Linked DNA regions of Homo sapiens: regions 1 and 2 are each linked to region 3. The links are chromatin loops, found by intact Hi-C in ENCODE. Cell type or tissue: adrenal gland. All regions are shown on one strand. Each heading gives the region's core, and the rest is flanking DNA. Links, peaks and the distances in the headings are about the cores only.

Region 1 (2,500 bases), core at 1-2,500, 140 kb before region 3:
AGTGCTTTTTATGTGCACAATTGTTGATATTCACACTTGGACCTCCACTGTTCTTCAATAACATAGGGCTTGTTTTCTTGCTTTGGGTAGAAATAGCAGATCGTGTTTCCTGAACACTCAGACTTCACCTTCCTAGGTTCTCTGTGGCCAGTTTCCCACAGCGGGCCCATGTCCTGAATTATGCTCTAGACTAATTCAAGTCACCCACATATTAAACATCAAATCCTTTGCCCTGAAGCCAAAGCTCTCTCTTTGGGAGTTAAATAAATGAGATGTTCACGCACACAATTACTCAAAAGGTTGGGCGCGAAGGGGCCAATTCTTCTTGTTGTCGTTGTTGTTGTTGTTGAGACAGAGTCTCGCTCTGTAGCCCAGGCTGGAGTGCAGTGGCGCAATCTCGGCTCACTGCAAGCTCCGCCTCCCGGGTTCACACTATTCTCCTGCCTCAGCCTCCCAAGTAGCTGGGACTCCCGGCTAATTTTTTGTATTTTTAGTAGAGACGGGGTTTCACCATGTTAGCCAGGATGGTGATCTCCTGACCTTGTGATCCGCCCGCCTCGGCCTCCCAAAGTGCTGGGATTACAGGCGTGAGCCACCGTGCTCAGTGTTTTTTTGTTTTGTTTTGTTTTTTGTTTTTTGAGACTGAGTCTCGCTCTGTCGCCCAGACTGGAGTGCAGTGACACGATTTTGGCTCACTGCAACCTCTGTCTCCTGGGTTCAAGCAATTCTCTGCCTCAGTCTCCTGAGGAGCTGGTATTACAGGCGCCCACCCCCACGCCCGGCTAATTTTTGTATTTTTGGTAGAGACTGGGTTTCATCATCTTGGCCAGGCTGGTCTTGAACTCCGGACCTCATGATTCATCCGCCTTGGCCTTCCAAAGTGCTGGGATTACAGGTGTGAGCCACTGTGCCCAGCCTGGGAATTCTAAAAAAGGACTTAGTCTCCGTTGTCTAGGCTGGGCACTGGACAGTTGACCAGAGGCTCAACCGGATGCCTTCGAGAGGGCCCTGGAGAACTGAGAGGTCTGCGGTTCAATGGTCAGGGGAGAAGGAGGAATGTTCCCGGGCCTTGGTTTCTCCTTGGATTGAATTCAGTCTACACAAGGGCCTCTTGGGGCCCGAGTTGTCTAAGTAAACACTGATTCCTTGACAAGTTTCCAAAAGTGGGAACAGAGCAACTGTTTGGTTTGAACAAGCTGTGCTCTGTAAACCACCACTTGCATATGACCAGGGCCCCGTGTAAATATTTTAGCTACAGATGGAAAGAACATAACTTTTTTTGAAATCCCATCACTTCACTGCTAGACTTATAATGAATTATGTGTTGTCTCTATTTGCTGTTAGACTTAAAATGAATTATGTGTTATTTCTATTTGTTGGGAGGTCCAGTTCTCTAATTTAATTGTAGGCTGCTTAGATGTGCCTCTACTGAGACTGCTAGGGTTTGGGGAAAGCACAGTAAAGAACATGCCACTTTTGGCCGGGCGCAGTGGCTCACGCCTGTAATCCCAGCACTTTGGGAGGCCAAGGCGGGCAGATCACCTGAGGTCAGGAGTTCGAGACCAGCCTGGCCAACATGGTGAAACCCTGTCTCTATTAAAAAATACAAAAATTAGCTGGGCGTGGTGGCAGGCGCCTTAATCCCAGCTACTTGGGAGGCAGAGGCAGGAGAATTGTTTGAACCTGGGAGGCGGAGGTTGCAGTGAGCTGAGATCGAGCCATTGCACTCAAGCCTGGGGGATAAGAGCGAGACTTGTCTCAAAAAAAAAAGGAACATGCCACTTTTTCCTGCTTGAATTTGGCACAAAATGAAAGGAAGACACAAGAACCAAGTAGGTGGGGATGATAATATCACTTGATTTCCAGTGAACTGATTTTGGAGATATTTGATTTGTTTTAGGTGTGTGGTAAAGAGCTGCTGCTGCTGCTTCTTCCTCTTCTTTTTTTTTTTTTTTTGAGACAGAGTCTGGCTCTGTTGCCCAAGCTGGAGTGCAGTGGTGTGATAATGGCTCACTGCCGCCTTGACCTCCCAGGCTCAAGCAATCCTCCCATCTCAGCCTCCCAAGTAGCTTGGACCACAAGCACATGCCACCATGCCCAGCTAATTTTAAAAATTATTCTTGGTAGAGATGGCATATTAGTTTGTTCTTGCACTGCTATAAAGAACTACTGGGCTGGGTGCGGTGGCTCACGCATGTAATTCAAGTTTTGGGAGGCTGAGGTGGGCAGATCACCTGAGGTCAGGAATTCGAGACCAGACTGACCAATATGGTGAAACCCCATCTCTACTAAAAATACAAAAATTAGCCAGGTGGGTGCCTGTAGTCCCAGCTACTTTGGAGGCTGAGACAGGAGAATCACTTGAACTCAGGAGGCAGAGGTTGCAGTGAGCTGAGATCATGCCACTGCACTCCAGCCTGGGTGACAGAGCGACACTCCATCTCCAAAAAAAAAAAAAAAAAAAAAAAAAAAAAACAAAAAACTACCTGAGACTGCGTAA
Region 2 (5,116 bases), core at 1-2,500, 390 kb before region 3:
CCCACACACGACATCTAAATTTGATATATTAAGGAATAGCGATAAAGTGTGTAGCTTTTTTTTTAATAAGAGATGGTGGTCTTGCTTTAATATCCAGGCCAAACTCCTAAGCTCAAGCAATCCTCCTATCTTGGCCTCCTAAGGCTGGAACTACAGGCCTATGACACCATGCCTGGCTAGTTTTTAAAATTTTTTTGTAGAGACAGTCTCACTGACCTGCCCAGGCTGGTCTCAAACTCCTGGGCTCAAGCGATTCACCTTTGTCTCCCAAAGTGTTGGGATTATAGGTGTGAACCACCACCCCCAGCCAAGTGTATACTTTAGACATAGTGCAGCAGTAACTGCTAGAGAAAAAGAAAGCTGCAAGAATTTCTAGAAGTTGCCTCTGAGGAATGAGACTTGGAAAGTGACAGCTTTTAACCATGGGCACATATCACTTTAATAAATTGTCCAAATTTTAAGAAATAGACTGGGTGTGGTGGCTTCCAGCTTGTATATATAAACTGTCTTCCATCCAACTCTTGGAATCAGAGTAAAGCTTTTGGAAATCCATTTTGTGAGAGAGAAAGCATCTAACTGTTGTGAATGCTATTTCAAATTCAGTTAATAAAGCTCAACATTGAGAATAGAAATTTGTTTCTGCAGTGGACATACACTTACAAATGCCATGGTAAGGACGGTGGCTCACGCCTGCAATCCCAGCACTTTGGGAGGCCGAGGCGGGTGGATCACGAGGTCAGGAGTTCAAGACCAGGCTGGCCAAGATGGTGAAACCCCGTCTCTACTAAAAATATAAAAAATGAGCCAGGTGTGGTGGCAGGCGCCTGTAGTCCCAGCTACTCGGGAGGCTGAGGCAGAGAATTGCTTGAACCCGGGAGGCAGAGGTTGCAGTGAGCCAAGATTGCACCACTGCACTCCAGCCTGGGCAACAGAGCTAGACTCCATCTCAAAAAAAAAAAAAAAAAAAAAAGCCATGGTAAAAACAGCCTTATTAAATTAAAAATCCATGCAGCAGAAATGTACTTGTTCATAAACAATTGTGGAGCCTGGCACTCTTACCTTCCTGTTGCTTCTGAAATGTATTCAGAATGGCCCAATTTGAGACACTGGTGATGCCAACCAACCCAGTCACTGGGAACAAGCAGGTCAGAAATGAAGCAAGTAGGGCAGCCCATGGCAGCCTGAAGTTTCAGGAACTCCCCTCCTCATGAATTCCCATGTGCAAAATCTATGTCACCTCCTTCTCCAGTCTTTTTTTTTTTTTTTTTTCTTTTTTGAGATGGAGTCTTGCTCTGTCGCCCAGGCTGGAGTGCAGTGGCATGATCTCAGCTCACTGCAAGCTCCACCTCCCGGATTTACGCCATCCTCCCGCGTCAGCCTCCCGGGTAGCTGGAACTACAGGCGCCCACCACCATGCCCGGCTAATTTTTTGTATTTTTAGTAGAGACGGGGTTTCACCATGTTAACTAGGATGGTCTTGATCTCCTGACCCCATAATCCGCCCGCCTCGGCCTCCCAAAGTGCTGGGATTACAGGCGTGAGCCACTGCGCCTGGCCCTTCTCCAGTCTTTTATACAGCACAGAGCAGTTTCCTTAGTTTGAGGATGAATAAATATATATTAGACGCTCTCCAGATCCAGCTCTGCTCCTTTAGGTCTTTTTGTTCCTTCTCATTTGTTTTTAAATTAACAAATACGAATTGTATATATATTTAAGGTGCTGTTTGGGAACTGTCTCTTGAAGAAGCTCTTTAGATATAAAATGGCTGAGGGAGGAGGTGGAGTGGGAAAAAAAGAAGAGAAAAAAGATATGAAATGGCTGAATTCAAGTGGACATCAACTATCTTTGAGATATAGTATCCAGAAGATTCTAATAGGTGGGATGTGGCATAGCAGAGAATGCATCCCTGATGGGGATACTCAAGAGTCTCAGCAGCTCCTGGGGCTCATCTCGACTTGACCACTCAGGACCGTTGCTCCCAGTGTTACAGTTTATTTTCCTAAGATAACCACCCCATGCTCTCAAATGCTCTTTGTACAGGTATCTTTGACTCCCCTCCCAGGACACAAGAGTGATGCTATGGACTCCTGAGGCTGGGACATAAAAGGCCACATGGCTTCTGCCTAGATTGCTTGAGATGTGCTCCCTTGGAAGCCACATGCAGAGGCCACATGTGTGCCAGTTAATGACAGCAGCTGATAAGTGAATGTCTTCAGGTGACCCTAGCCTACAGCTGCTAAATCACGCCTCAGACACCGGGGAACAGATGAGGCTTCCCCCACTGAGTTCTACCCAAACAGTGGGTTTGCCACCACCCAGCTAATTTTTGTATATTTTGTCAAGATGGGATTTCACCATGTTGCCCAGGCTGCTCTTGAACTCCTGGATTCAAGCAATCCCCTTGCCTAGGCCTCTCAGAGTTCTGGGATTTCAGGAATGAGACACCGTGCCTGGCCTGTTTTGTTTTTTAAAAACAACAGTATTGAGACATAATTCAGACACTATACAGTTGACTTACTTAAAGTGATGTTTAATGCTGTTTCATGTATTCAGAGTTGTACAACCATCACAATCAATTTCAGAGCATCTTCATAAGCGCCCCCAAAAGAAACCCTGTACTCATTAGCAGTGAATCTCCATTTCCTCGCAATCCTCCTCCCAGTCCTAGGCAAGTACTCATCTACTTTCTCTCTCTCAAACAGATTTGCCTATTCTGGACATTTCATATAAACGAAATCATACAACGTGAAACCTTTTGTAATTGGCTTCTTTAACTTAACACGTCTTCAAGATGCACTTACCTTGTAGATGTTTAACTACTTCTGTCTGTGTATTTGTTTGTTTGTTTGTTTGTTTGGAAACAGGGTTTGCTCTGTCGCCCAGGCTGGAGTGCAGTGGCACAGTCATAGCTCACTCCAGACTTGAATACCTGGGCTCAAGCAATCCGCCCATCTCAGCTTCCCGAGCAGCTGGGACTACAGGTGTGTGCCATGGGGCCCCAGTAATTTTGTTTTTATGTTTAGTGGAGACAGGGTCTCGCTTTGTTTCCCAGACTGGTCTGGAACTCCTGTCTTCAATCAGTCCTACTGCCTTGGCCTCTCAAAGTGCTGAGATTACAGGTGTCAGCCACTCTTTTTTTTTTTTAATGGCCGAATAATAGTCTGTTGTATAAATATACCATATTTTGTTTATCCATTTATTCATTCTTGGACATTTGGGTTGTTTTTACTTATTGGCTATTATGAGCAATGATAATGTGAAATCTCATACCCAAGTTTTTTTGTGGGGAGATATGTTTTCATTTCTCTTGGCTACATACCCACAAGTGGAACTGCTGAATCCTATGGTAATTTTATGTTTAATCCTTTGAGAAACTGCCAAACTGTTTTCCAAACTGGTTGTACCATTTTACATCCCCACCATCAGTGTGTGAATTTCCTCCCCTGTCTGTCTCTTGCTCCCTCTCTCACCATGTGACACGCTGGCTCCGTTTCCCCTTCTGCCATGATTCTAAGCTTCCTGAGGCCCTCACCAAGAGCAGATGCCGGCACCACACCCTCTTGTACAGACTGCAGAACTGTGAGCCAAAGAAACCTCTTTTCTTTATACATGACCCAGTCTCAGGTATTCTTTTATAGCAACGCAAACAGACTAACACACAGCACCCTGGGAGATTTTATTCTTCCTTAGGTGGTGACTCTACTGTTAGGTTTTTTTCCAAATACTTCCATCCCTAAGAATTTAGTGAGGCAGTTCTAAATTAGACAAAGCGGGAGAGAGCAAAAGAGTTGACAGAAAAGCCTTGGGCAGCCTGAGCCACAATGAGCTTAGATGAAGTAGTTGGGACATTCGTGGGCAAACAAATGCCAGGCTTGATTAAAGGCGTCCACGACAGCCGGCTCCAGGGGCCCTTCCTCTGCCGCTGCCAAGTTCTGCTCCAGCTGCTCCAGGCTGGACATGCCCAGGATGACCGCGTCCCCGTGGGCACCCTGCAAGGGAGACGGCCAGACTTCAACCCTCTTCTGCTGCACAGCGACTCCACTCACAGCTGTCCCAGCCACCTCCCTGCTGAGATTTGGGATCTCTTGTATCCCATATGTCCAGAAAGAACTTAAGGTGCCTTGGATAGCTGTACCCATGTGACGCAAAACCTGTATCCCTTCCCCTACTGCCACACGACGCTTCCAGACAGACCTACATTCACAGCCCAGTTCTGCCCCCCAGCAGCTGTGTAAACGCGGCTAAGTTATTAAACCTCTCTGAGATTCAATCCTCTTTTCTATTTTCAACATGGTTATGGGTGTGAAAAATTATGTAGAGCACTTAGCTCCCATTTATTGAGCACCTACTGTATATATGCCAGACACTATTGCAACATCTAAGGCTGGAGTTGGATATAAGTGAGGAAGACATGAGGCACTGAGAGAGGGAAACTCCAGCTCCCACCAAAAGGATGAGGCTAGTGGGCTTTACAGTTGAACCTGTGTTAAAATGTCTTCCCCTTTCATAGCTGGGTGAAACTCAGTTTCCTCATCAATAACACTGGGATAGTCATTTCATAAAGCTGAAGGAATAATGAAATCCCTGCAGTGAAGCCCTCATTACAAAGCCTGGCACTCAGATACCATCAAAGACCAATGGGAAGGCCGAGCGCAGGGGCTCACGCCTGTAATCCCAGCACTTTCAGAGGCTGAGGAGGGCGAATTGTCTGAGCTCAGGAGTTCAAGACCAGCATAGGCAGCTTGGCGAAACCCCATCTCTACTATAAATACAAACAATTAGTTGGTCATAGTGGTGCGTGCCTGTAATCCCAGCTACTCAGGAGGCTGGGGGAGGAGAATTGCTTGAGTCTGGGAGGCAGAAGTTGCAGTGAGCCGAGATCATGCCACTGCACTCCAGCTGGCATAACAGAGCGAGACTCTGTCTCAAAAAAAAAAAAAAAAAAAAAAAAAAAGACCAGTGGGAAGAGTGTTTATGAGAGTTGGAAGAAAGAAATTTCAGAGGAATCGAGAAAACAAATGCTTTGGGCTTCACCTGAAGGTAATGAATGCTGGTTCCCCTGGAAGGGAAGAAGCTGAGCACCCAGGGTCGCTGGTTACCTGCAGCTGTGAGTGGT
Region 3 (2,500 bases), core at 1-2,500:
CTGTAATCCCAGCACCTTGGGAGGCCGAGGTGGGCAGATCACTTGAGGTCAGGAGTTTGAGACCAGCCTGGCCAACCTGGTGAAACCCCATCTCTACTAAAAATACAAAAATCAGCCAGGTGTGGTGGCGAATGCCTGTAATTCCAGCTATTCTGGAGGCTGAGGCAGGAGAATCACTTGAACCCGGGAGGCGGAGGTTGCAGTGAGCCAAGATCATGCCATGACACTCCAGCCTGGGCGACAGAGTGAGACTCTGTCTCAAAAAAATAGATAAGTAAGGCCGGGCGCAGTGGCTCACACCTGTAATCCCAGCACTTTGGGAGGCTGAGGCGGGCGGATCACGAGGTCAGGAGATCGAGACCATCCTGGCTAACACGGTGAAACCCCGTCTCTACTGAAAATACAAAAAATTAGTGGGGCATGGTGGTGGGCGCCTGCAGTCCCAGCTACACGGGAGGCTGAGGCAGGAGAAGGCGTGAACCCAGGAGGCGGAGCTTGCAGTGAGCAGAGATCGTGCCACTGCACTCCAGCCTGGGCAACAGAGCGAGACTCCGTCTCAAAAAAAAAAAAAAAAAAAAAGTACCTGGCTTTGCCATCTCCATGGCCCATGGTAGGATTGTCCTAAATGGGATGCCCAGTCCCAAGCCACCTGACTCCTGGTGCTGGGCTTCTGTGGGGCCACTGGGACCAGGACTTGTCCCCTCTTCCTCCTGATTTAGCCTCATCCAGGCCCCTCTAGGGACTGTCCCAAGGTAAAGAATCCCTGACTGAGCGCATAGCTGCCTAGGAAGCCTGATCAAAACGCAGACTCCTACCCACCCTAGAACTTTTACTCCACAAGTTCCTAGGGAATTCTGATCAAATTTCAGGTTTGGGAACCACTGGCCTGGCTCACTGCACTCATTTTACAGGTGGTGGGGAAACAGGTCTGAGTGTCCCGGTCACCCAGCACACGTGGACCCATGCCCTTTCTCGGCTGTGCCGTCCTCCGAGGGTTTGGGGGCCTCCTTGAAGAAGGCACTGCCCTCATCTCTGAAGCCTCCCTCTCCCGTGCTTTTTGCACTGGGGGGCATGGGTGAAACTTACCTGGGGCGAGTCTCCTGAAAGCGGAATCCTTTGACACAGACTGCCCTGCAGCGCCACCTTTTGGCAGATCCTGGTATTGTTTTAGTATCTCACTCCATCCTATAGCAGGGGAATTTGCAAATGGCCAAGTGCTTAGCTTTGATTGGCTCCCGCTTGACTCACGTGTTAGAATGGGGCTGGGGACAGTGATCTGTGTAGAGCCCTTGTGGATTCGAGTTTCTGGTGAGGCATCTTAGAGAACAATACTGTCTGGTTCAGGGTCAGTTTTTTTGCCTGAGGTCTGGCCAGCCAAGGTGGCCCAGGAATTCACTGCAGGCCAGGTGCGGTGGCTCACGCCTGTAATCCCAGCACTTTGGAATGCTGAAGCAGGAAGATCGCTTGAGCCCCAGGAGTTTGAGACCAGCCTGGGCAACACGGCGAAACCTGGTCTTTACAGAAATTAGCCAGGTGTGGTGGCGGACGCCTGTAGTCCCAGCAACTCGGGAGGCTGAGGTGGGAGGATCACCTGAGCCCAGGGAAGTCGAGGCTTCAGTGAGCCGTGATCATGCCACTGCACTCCAGCGTGGGTGACCGAGTGAGATCTTTTCTCAAAAAACAAAACCAAAAAGAAATCACAGCAACGTGAAGGTTAAGGCTAACTTTTCAAACATCAGAATCCTGACAATGGTTGCAGTAGCTTTCAAGGAGACATGGTGTGTGGCCAGCCCCTCCAGGGCTGTGTGGACAGCTTTTTGTGTATTTTCCTGGGTGACTCACAGCATCAAAGGGAGAAAGGAGGTAGTAATTGTTCAGCACTTGACATGTGCTTGAACACTTCGTAATCGCAATCCTGTGCCAGGCAGTGGCACCATCTCCCCTTTTTAGATGAAGAAACCGAGGCACCGAGATAAAAAGTAACTTGCTCAAGGCAATTTAGGAAGTTGTAAAACCAACCAACACATATGGAATGTGTATTATCTGCTAGGCTCATTTAATATCTCATCTGACCTTCCAGATACCCATCTGATGTAGGTACCACTCCCAGCTCCAATTGTGAGATTCAGAGGGGAGAAATAACTTGTCCAAAGTTGCACTTGGTTAGTAAGTGGGAGAGCTGGGGTTGCGCCAAGGAGTCGGATGCCAGAGTCCATGCTGTAACACCACTACCCGGCCCCCTGCACCTTGCTGTGCCTCACCTGGCACCTGTGCTCCGTTCTAGGGCTCTGGAGGCCACGGGCATGATGCTTCGGGTCCTGGTGGGGGCTGTCCTCCCTGCCATGCTACTGGCTGCCCCACCACCCATCAACAAGCTGGCACTGTTCCCAGATAAGAGTGCCTGGTGCGAAGCCAAGAACATCACCCAGATCGTGGGCCACAGCGGCTGTGAGGCCAAGTCCATCCAGAACAGGTGGGACCCAAGGGGTGGGTGGGGGGA

What was found. Peaks named below come from ENCODE experiments on the same cell type or tissue, not always from the same donor. Only the 100,000 strongest peaks of a DNase experiment are listed, where the experiment ranks them.
Region 1: a loop joins it to region 3, with 2.0 times the contacts of the local background. A loop is called at or near these places in 8 of 110 quality-filtered maps.
Region 2: a loop joins it to region 3, with 2.3 times the contacts of the local background. A loop is called at or near these places in 43 of 110 quality-filtered maps.

The regions. Positions count from the first base shown.
Region 1 is chr1:19,513,514-19,516,013 of GRCh38, forward strand. The region is part of intron 1 of LOC105376819 (a long non-coding RNA gene); the gene reads left to right. All of the region lies in intron 3 of LOC105376817 (a long non-coding RNA gene), which reads right to left. Among named protein-coding and RNA genes, the nearest start is that of CAPZB, 29 kb to the left of the region's middle. In adrenal gland, for the core only: no CTCF peak of the experiment used is centred there; no DNase peak of the experiment used is centred there; H3K27ac peaks cover 490 bases.
Region 2 is chr1:19,263,473-19,268,588 of GRCh38, forward strand. It overlaps the pseudogene AKR7L. Among named protein-coding and RNA genes, the nearest start is that of MRTO4, 14 kb to the left of the region's middle. In adrenal gland, for the core only: no CTCF peak of the experiment used is centred there; no DNase peak of the experiment used is centred there.
Region 3 is chr1:19,652,728-19,655,227 of GRCh38, forward strand. It overlaps MICOS10-NBL1 (MICOS10-NBL1 readthrough), which reads left to right. Exons shown (of 4, transcript NM_001204089.2): 2 at 2,285-2,473. The coding sequence starts at 2,304. NBL1 (NBL1, DAN family BMP antagonist) reads left to right here. Exons shown (of 4, transcript NM_005380.8): 2 at 2,285-2,473. The coding sequence starts at 2,304. Among named protein-coding and RNA genes, the nearest start is that of NBL1, 9.7 kb to the left of the region's middle. RefSeq lists a silencer at 1,166-1,305. In adrenal gland, for the core only: a CTCF peak has its summit at 1,134 (motif pointing left); a DNase peak (open chromatin) is centred at 1,144; H3K27ac peaks cover 396 bases.